Regions from separate parts of the Homo sapiens genome. Here regions 1 and 2 are each linked to region 3. Evidence: chromatin contacts called from ENCODE Hi-C or POLR2A ChIA-PET data. All regions are on one chromosome and are shown on one strand. Each heading gives the region's core, a stretch centred on a gene start or an enhancer-like site at or near the end of the contact. The rest is flanking DNA. Distances are from core to core; before and after follow the strand shown.

What was found. A loop is a pair of places that touch in the nucleus more often than their neighbours do. ChIA-PET counts read pairs that join two places held with the same protein, here RNA polymerase II (POLR2A).
Region 1: a loop to region 3 is called in a map of Caco-2, with 2.1 times the contacts of the local background. The contact joins two enhancer-like sites. A Hi-C loop is called at or near these places in 1 of 168 maps with a recorded cell type or tissue (Caco-2). POLR2A ChIA-PET finds 5 or more read pairs at or near these places in 1 of 52 experiments (AG04450).
Region 2: a loop to region 3 is called in a map with no recorded cell type, with 5 times the contacts of the local background. The contact joins two enhancer-like sites. A Hi-C loop is called at or near these places in 1 of 168 maps with a recorded cell type or tissue (transverse colon) and 1 of 37 single-sample maps with no recorded cell type. POLR2A ChIA-PET finds 5 or more read pairs at or near these places in 2 of 52 experiments (K562 and MCF 10A).

What each region holds. Positions count from the first base shown.
Region 1 is chr7:51,009,161-51,011,860 of GRCh38, forward strand. No RefSeq gene overlaps it. Among named protein-coding and RNA genes, the nearest start is that of GRB10, 230 kb to the left of the region's middle. RefSeq lists an enhancer at 520-1,021. Within about 2 kb of position 1,396, at least 3 of the 41 ENCODE cell types and tissues checked have a DNase peak (open chromatin) inside an H3K27ac peak, as active enhancers do.
Region 2 is chr7:50,961,796-50,964,495 of GRCh38, forward strand. No RefSeq gene overlaps it. Among named protein-coding and RNA genes, the nearest start is that of GRB10, 180 kb to the left of the region's middle. RefSeq lists an enhancer at 1,323-1,838. Within about 2 kb of position 1,341, at least 2 of the 41 ENCODE cell types and tissues checked have a DNase peak (open chromatin) inside an H3K27ac peak, as active enhancers do.
Region 3 is chr7:50,631,533-50,634,232 of GRCh38, forward strand. The region is part of intron 7 of GRB10 (growth factor receptor bound protein 10); the gene reads right to left. Among named protein-coding and RNA genes, the nearest start is that of DDC, 67 kb to the left of the region's middle. Within about 2 kb of position 1,444, at least 3 of the 41 ENCODE cell types and tissues checked have a DNase peak (open chromatin) inside an H3K27ac peak, as active enhancers do.

The DNA of each region.
Region 1 (2,700 bases), core at 146-2,645, 380 kb after region 3:
CTCCAGCCTGGGCTACAGGGCAAGACACTGTCTCAAAAAAACAAAAACAAAAACAAAAAAATGCCTCGTGCCTCTGTCTCCTGAGACAGAAACACTTCCTGGGGTACCATGAGGGGAGAGTGAGATTTGGGGCCACACCAGTGTGAGGGGAACACAGCTGTGTGACCACGGACAAGTAACTACATGTCTTGGGGCCTCTTGCTCAGCTATAAAATGGGGAAAGCAGATGTTAGGAGACCACGTATGTGAGCGCGTGGACCAGTGTCTTGGCATTGTCCCAGGAATGGCTTGTGAACTCCACTTGGCTGAATCATCAGAACTTTTAGGAATCCCAGTTGTCTGGCCTGTTGAGGTTAACTACTCATGTGGTTCTGATTTATATAAGGGAAGATAAAAATGCAGCTACTCGGGAGGCTGAGGCAGGAGAATCGCTTGAGCCTGGGAGGCGGAGGTTCCAGTGAGCTGAGATTGCGCCACTGCTCTCCAGCCTGGGTGACAGAGCAAGGCTCTGTCTCCAAAAAAAAAAAAAAAAAAGGCAAAGTAAACTCAGAAGAGGAGAAGGAGAAGAAGAGGTGGCTCCTGCTACCTGCCCTCTTGCCCTAGTATGGACAAGGATGCCACACAGGCAGGTAGACCCTCAGGGCAGGAAGGAGTTGTAAAATTCCACTGTTCTCAGCACTTGGAAAACAAGCCTTCAGTGAGCAGCCACTCGGCCTTTGGTCTTGCTTTGCTCTGTCATCCAGGATCTAGCCAGCCACAGGGCAATCTGGGGTGGTGAATGTCCTGCCTACATCACAGCTTGGGGACAGGAGCTCTTCACGGCAGGCTCGTTTGCTGTAGGACATGCACTATTCGGGATGAAAACTCTGATGGGATTTCCAGGCCAGAGCCTTTCTGGCGCGCCCGTGACTCTCCCTCCATGCTGTGGGTGTCCTGGAGGTCCAGCGGCCTCACTGCTCACAGGTCCTTCCGAGCTGCTTGTCTGCTCCCTCACTCTGAGCGCCCACCTCACGGCTCCCGATGCTCTCCTTGCTTTCAGCCTCCCTGCCCAGGCCTGGAGTTTGGCCTGCTGTGCCCTTTGACTGGACACCCGCCAATGACTCCACTCTCCCGCCCTGGCCACCCCCCTTCACTGCAATTTGGAGTCTGTCCAGGTCCTCTGAGATACCTCATATGAGGGCTCTGTTTCTCCCCACAATCGGGCATGTGCTCATTAGTCATGGGATGAGTGGGTCATTTCGGAGCTTTCTACCTGAGGCAGGGGCTGTGGGGTTGATCCATTTCACTGCCTCAAGGCTTGGCAAGGCATGGGGAGGGCCACTGCTGGGCCGACCCACCTGGGCTTTGGTCAAGAGGGTGAGCGGCAGCCTGGGGATGCAGCTTCTCCCGCAGTCCCCCGTAGAGGCATGGGAGCAGCTGCATGATGACAACCTGTGCCAGGAAACTCCTTTTCAAGCTGACTTCTTAGGAATGAGGTGCTGTTCTAGAAATCCACAACAGAGACCAAACTGCCACTGCCCTGGCCACGGGGTCCAGCTGCAGATTAGGAAATGGGCGTAGTGCAGGAAAATAGAAAAATCAGTCCCCGCCTTCCTTAGTAATGACGCTGTCAGATGGGAGGAAGGAGCCTTGACTTCCTGAGCCCATCAGAGGCTCTGGGACAGGACTGGGGTGGGGATGCTCGACTTGGAGCCCTTCTTGTACATCCTCTTTGAACCCTTCTCAGCCTCCTGGAACCCTGGCAGTTGGTCCCTGGCACTTTGGTCCTTCTGCTGAGTTCTGACAGCCCAAGGCCATCTTCTGTCTGACCCTTCCCTGTTCTGGTGCCGCACATCCGCCTTCCCCTCCACTCACATCGTGCCAGGCCCCATGGTCTGGAACCGTCTGCCCTCTGCTCCATCAGAATCTGCCTCAGGTCATGTTGCAGCCTGCTCAGTTCCCTTCATAAAACACATATAGTGCTAGCACTGTGTTCCTAGGCCTAAAGGCCCCACGTGAGTGAGACCTGGCCCCAGAGTGCCAAGTCACAGAAGCCCGTGGATTCTAGTGTGCAGTGGCCACAGCAACCTGAGGTGCCACAGCAACCTGAGGTGCCACCTTCCACAGGGCAGCGGCATGAGGATGCCTGGTCTCCCATGGGACGTGGCTGGGCTTTGGAGGATGAATAGGAGTTCTAGTGCAAAGCATGGAAGAGTCCACATGGTGTGTCTGGGGAAACACACATAGCTCGGTGTTTTCCAAGTTGAGTGGAGAGGCACCAACTGAAGCCACAGTCTTGCCACCAACTCACCGCGTGCCTTGCTAGCCCTTTGCTTTCCTGGGCGGGTCTCTCCATCAGGGCTGGCCCACCACACAGTCTGCAGTGTGGGGTACCCAGATGCCAGGGGAGGAAGCAGGGGGTCTGTGTGTAAGGGTGGGGCTTGGGCAGAAGCCACCGACCCTGTCCTCAGGAGACCCAGAGAGCCCCTGCTAAGGACATGGGTGGGACAGCAATGCATGGACAGCAACGGGCTGAGAATTTCACCTTTGTACCTCACTTATGCTCCTCAAGGTCTCTGCATCTATATGAAGGGTCTGGAAATTGAGTGCAACCACTGTAACACATGGCTTTTTCCTTTAGGAATGAGAGTGGGCTCCAGCCAGCCCTGCAGGAGCTACTTCCCCCTGTTCTTACTTAACCAGAGCCCCGGTTGGGCGCTT
Region 2 (2,700 bases), core at 91-2,590, 330 kb after region 3:
GGCTTGGGCATCTGAGTAAAGTTGACGCTGTTAACTGCAATGGGAAATACTGGCATAAAAACAGGTGTGGGGGAGAAAGTGGAGACTTCTGGCCTGGGCACATGAGGTCTGAGATAGTATAAGAGGTCAGAGGCTGGGTGTGGCAGCTCACGCCTGTAATCCCAGCACTTTGGGAGGCTGAGGCAGGTGGAGAACACTTGAAGCCAGAAGTTCAAGACCAGCCTGGCCAATGTGGTGAAACCCCATCTCTACTAAAAATACAAAACATAAATAAATAAATTAGCTGGGTGTGGTGGTGCACACCTGTAGTCCCAGCTACTCAGGAGACTGAGACAGGAGAATCTCTTGAACCTGGGAGGCAGAGGTTGCAGTGAGTTGAGATCATGCCACCGCACTCCAGCCTACACAACAGAGTGAGACTCTCAAAAAAAAAAAAAAAAAAAAGAGGTCTGAGATGTTACAAGATGTCCTGGCAGAGATTCCAATCTTGAGTCCAGACTGGAGAGGGAGGCTGAGAGGCTGGGGGAGAGGGTCCATAGAGCTATGGGTACAAGTGAGCCAGAACACCAAGGCAGGGAGTGAGGGCCGGGATGGAAGGAAGGCTGGGAGGGAGCCCTGGGCATCCAGCACCCAGAGGGTGAGGAGGGGAGGGGAGCCGCCAAAATGTGTGCCGTTCAGGAGGAAACCCGCGGAGTGTGAGTCAACCAGCAAAGCCTTTCAAGAGGACCAGAGTGGCCAGATGAGTGCACAGCCCCTAAGGGATAGATTAGAATGAGGACTCGACCCATGGGAGGGCTGGACGCCCGACCATGTAGGCTGCAGCACATGTGAAGACCAACACCAGCAGTCTGACCACTGGTCAAAAGCATGAGATTTGGTATAAAGGAGATTTTTGTGTAAGCAATAGTTTCTGTTCCTCTTAGCCACATGATTTGAGAAAATTATTTAAATGACCCGAGCCTCACCTTCAACATGAGGAACATCATATTCCCTTTGATAAAATGTTGCTGGTGTAAGTGCTCCATAAATGACAGCTTTTATTAGCAGAAGCAGAGATAATCCAACTTCAATGGGAGATTAAACAACGACTTCTGTTTAGAGCTTTAAAATGAGTGAGATGTGTCCACCGCTGGGGTTCTTCTCTTGGTGCCTGCATTGCCCTGCAGGAAGCCTGGTGGTGGTGCCTGGTGTGGTCTGCCAGCTCTCAGCTGGGTGGGAAAGTGGTGCTGAATGGCCCCACCTCTGCTCTGGGTTTTGCCCCACAGGTCGCTGCAGGCCTGCCCCTGGGCTGTGCTGAGTCATCTCCGCAGGCAGGACCTCCCCAGGCAGGCACAAGGCACTGGGAGGTGCCGCCCCTTGGGCCCAGGCCAGTGGAGTTTTAATTGCTGCTCCTCTATTGTTGGCTCTGGTTCCGCTTCTGGAAGGTTTCCAGCCTTTGCTCCTGGGCTTTGGTCTCTTCAGGGAGCCTCCAGCTGCCTCTTTGTCATCAGTGAAGCCACTGAGACCTCCTCTTGGCCCTCCCCCTCCTCCTCCTCCTCCTCCTCCTCCTCATCTTTGCTGGATAATGAGGACTTCAGATCTTGTTTCTGAAGAGAGAGGCTGAGCTGACTTCTGAAGGGTGGAAGGCACCAAACAGGGAGAGGTTTCCAAATCTGGGGACACAGGACAACTGAGTCCCAAATTGTGAACACTTTATTTAAACCCTAAAGGACAGGTCTTTGAAGACTGACTACAGAGGCCACTCAAGGGGATGGAAAGAATATGGGCTTGGGAGGCACAGGCACCTGGGTGCAGACGCCTAACCAGTTCCATCAGGACCTGTGGCAGGTTGCCCACCTACACCAAGCCTCAGTTTCCCCATCTGTGGAGTGGACTGATGTCCACGTGCAAGCCATAGGAGAATTGCAGACAATGCATGAAAAGCATGGAGCCCGAGGGCTGGCTTTAGTGGGAGTCAAAACATGATCACTTTTTCTGTAAACTTTAATTTGGAGATAATGTCAAAGCTACAAAAATTACAAACAGAAAACTAGTACAAGGAACATCTGACTCCTTTATGCAAATCTCCCTTATTGCTGACATAAAAAATGGTAACGTGTTAAATCAATATTTTTAATGTTTAAGCTATTGCGTTGCAAAAACTTTACAGTGTGAACCCAGGCATGTCTCTCAATGTCTCTGAGACTGCCTTTGCTCATCTGTGAAGTGGGAAGGATGTTGTAGCATTTACACCACAGTGAGGGATGAGCAGGAACTTCTGGCCTAGCCACAATAACATAGCTGTCCTAACGAGGCAGGAAAATAGGGTCTGGAGGCAGAGAATATGAGGCTAGTTCACACTTGAGCTATAACAGGAAATATCCTCTCCATAGGGCATACACTATAAATGACTTTGTAACTTTATTTCATCCTCTCCCTTTACATGGGGTGTACACCAAGTCACCAATGTAATCCTCTAGTGGATATTTAAACTCAAAAAACCTCTGTAACAGGGCCTTTGATCCCCTATGCTCAGGCCCGCTCCCACATTGTGGAGTGTGCTTTCATTTTCAATAAAACCCTTCCCTCCTTGCTTTGTGCATTTTGTCCAACTCTTTGTTGAGGACGTCAAGAGCCTAGACACCTTCCACCATTAACATATTTTGGCGAGCCAGCCAGAAGGAAGAGATAAGCCCAAAGTTTGGGATTCATTTTTCTCCC
Region 3 (2,700 bases), core at 194-2,693:
ATGGAGTTTTTAGTAACTCTGGTAAATACTCGTGGTAAATGTTTTGGAGAAGCCAGGTTGTAATCACAGGGCCAAGTGGAGGCATTCACAGGGTAAGAGAAATTATCAAAGCAGGCAAAAGGTCCCGAAGACGTGATATGAGGTTGTGCATGTGGATGAAATCCTGTTCTGGGTGACCTACCCTACCCTACCTGGCCTCCGAGGGGCCTTGAGGAGAAAGCAGGAAGACTGCTGTGCCAGGAAGGCAAAGGAAGCCTTAACTCCACGCACATGTCTCTGCCCCTTTGACAGGAGGTGGAGCTATTTCTGGAAGGCAGAAAGCTTGCCCGATGTCACAGAGGTGGAAAGTACTGGAGCCAGGATCTAACCAGGGCTCCCCGCCCTGGCTCTGCTTGCCTTTCTTCTCCACTGCAACCCACTACCCAGCGTGTACCAGGTGGGCTCCAAGGCTTCACACAAAAAGGCTTTTGATTCCATGTGGCCCTGAAGGCCTCAAATTGGGCAGACCCTGAAGCCTGGAGGTTTGGGGTAAATTACATTTACTTCAGACTAGGGCATAACCAACCAGGGTAGGCTAAATTAATCTCACCAAAAAGGAATGTAATTCTGCCATTATTTTTAGTTCTGTTTTAAATTAATGATATTATTTCTTGATATAAGGGATAACTGAAGCACTACACATGATTATATGGCTCTACTCACCATAAAGAGAACACGCATAATAATCCTGTTCAATTATAGTGACTCAAACCTACTTAAAAAAAATGTGCTTAATAGCCTGCATTGTCCCACCTGAAGTGTTTTGTTGTTAGCCTGGGAGCAGTTCAGTGTCCCCCACCACAGCTGAGGCTTGACCCTGAGGCCTGGTCTCAGCTCCCCAGGACGCAGCACACTGCCCAGGGCTATGGAGATGAGACTTGTGGCCTGATTTCAAATACTGGAGGAGCCCCCACTGTCTGAACACAGCAAAGAGTGTGGCGCAGGTTCAAGGGGTGGCATGGGAGCCGGGTGCCCCACCCTTAGTGAGACCAGACCCAGAAGGGTGTGGCCTGATAGCCTTGGTTTCCGTTGCAGGGAGTCCTGAGGTCCTGAGTACCAGGAGCTCAGGGCAGTGCGGATGACTTGGGAGAAGCCTAGCTGGTTGGGCCAGTTGCTAGGGCTGGATGCTGGAGGGAGAACCACAGGGTTGGGGGAGTGTGAGCTGGCAGTCTCCAGGGCTACCTGCTGGGCTAAGCATCCCAGTTGCTCCTCCTACTGAAGAGACTCTGTTGCGCAGGAAAGGCAACTGTGCTGCACACTAGAGGGTTGTCCCAGTGGCCTGAGAGGTGTCCCTAGACCCCCGCCAAGGTTGGTGCTTGTACCTGCCCTGGAGAGCCTGGTCACGGGCTTGCCAGACCCAGCCATACCCAGCTCTGCCGCCCCCAGCCAGGGTGGTGGCAGAGTGCAGGACGGGATCCCTGGGAATCCCGCCCATGGCCAGGGAAACCCTGGTATTTCCCCACATCAACAAAGGCCAAAAATTCCACTGCTATTATTGCAACTGCCTCTCAACTGCAAGCGCCACCTACTGGCCTGTAGGGTGAACTGCATAACTCAAAGTAATTCCTGCTGACAGTATACAGCGGTGGGGGATGAGATAAGCCTCCTGAAACCTCCACCTCCCCATTTCTCTGTAGGAGACAGTGAGTCTGACCACTGGTCCAGCACACTGTTACTACAACCTACAAACAACTAGCATTTGAGAAAACCACTACACTAAAGCTATCTATAACCAAGTAATTCATAAAAGCCTTGGCCCCCTAAAACTACAGAGAAGCCAAGACAAAGGAACTTAACCAACATACAGAACAGTCACATCCTCAAGGTGGGGGAGGGAAGAAAAAATACCAAGCAAATGAAAGTAAATTCAAAAATAAGTAGTGACCGCTTCTACAGATGAGAAGAAACCAACACAAGAACTCCAGCTCCATGAAGAAACAATGTTGTGACATCCACATTAGCCCTCTAGCAATGGCTCCTAACCACAATGAAAACTTTGAAATGACAGATAAAGAATTCAAGATATGAAGTGTAAGGAAGCTCAATGAGAGCCAAGAGAAAGTTGAAAACCAACACAAAAAAACCAGAAGAGTAATTCTGGAGATGAAAGATGAGATAGATATATTAAAAACAAACAAAACAACAACAACAACTTTTGGAAATGAAAAGTTCACTAAAGGAATTTCAAAAAACAGTTGAAAGCTTCAACAATAGAGTAGACCAAGCAGAAGAATTTCAGAGCTTGAAGACTAGTCTTTTGAATTAGCCCAGATAAGAAGAAACAACAATTTTTTAAAAAAGAATAAAGCCTTTGAGAAATGTAAGATTATTTAAACCTAGGACTTATAGGTATTCCTGAGGGAGAAGAAAAAAAATAAGTTTGGAAACATATTTAAGGGAAATAATTCAGGAAAATTTCCCCAAACTTGCTAGAGATGTAGATATGCAGATACAAGAAATTCAGAGAACCCATTAGAGATACTACAGAAGATGCACATTCACCAAAGAATGGTCATCAGATTAATTCAAGGTCAACATGAAAGAACAAATTTCAAAAGCAGTTAGATAGAAGTGTCAAATCACCTATAATGGAAATCCCATTAGACTAACAGTGGACTTCTCAGCAGAAACCTTACAAGTCAGAAGAGACTGGGGGTCTAT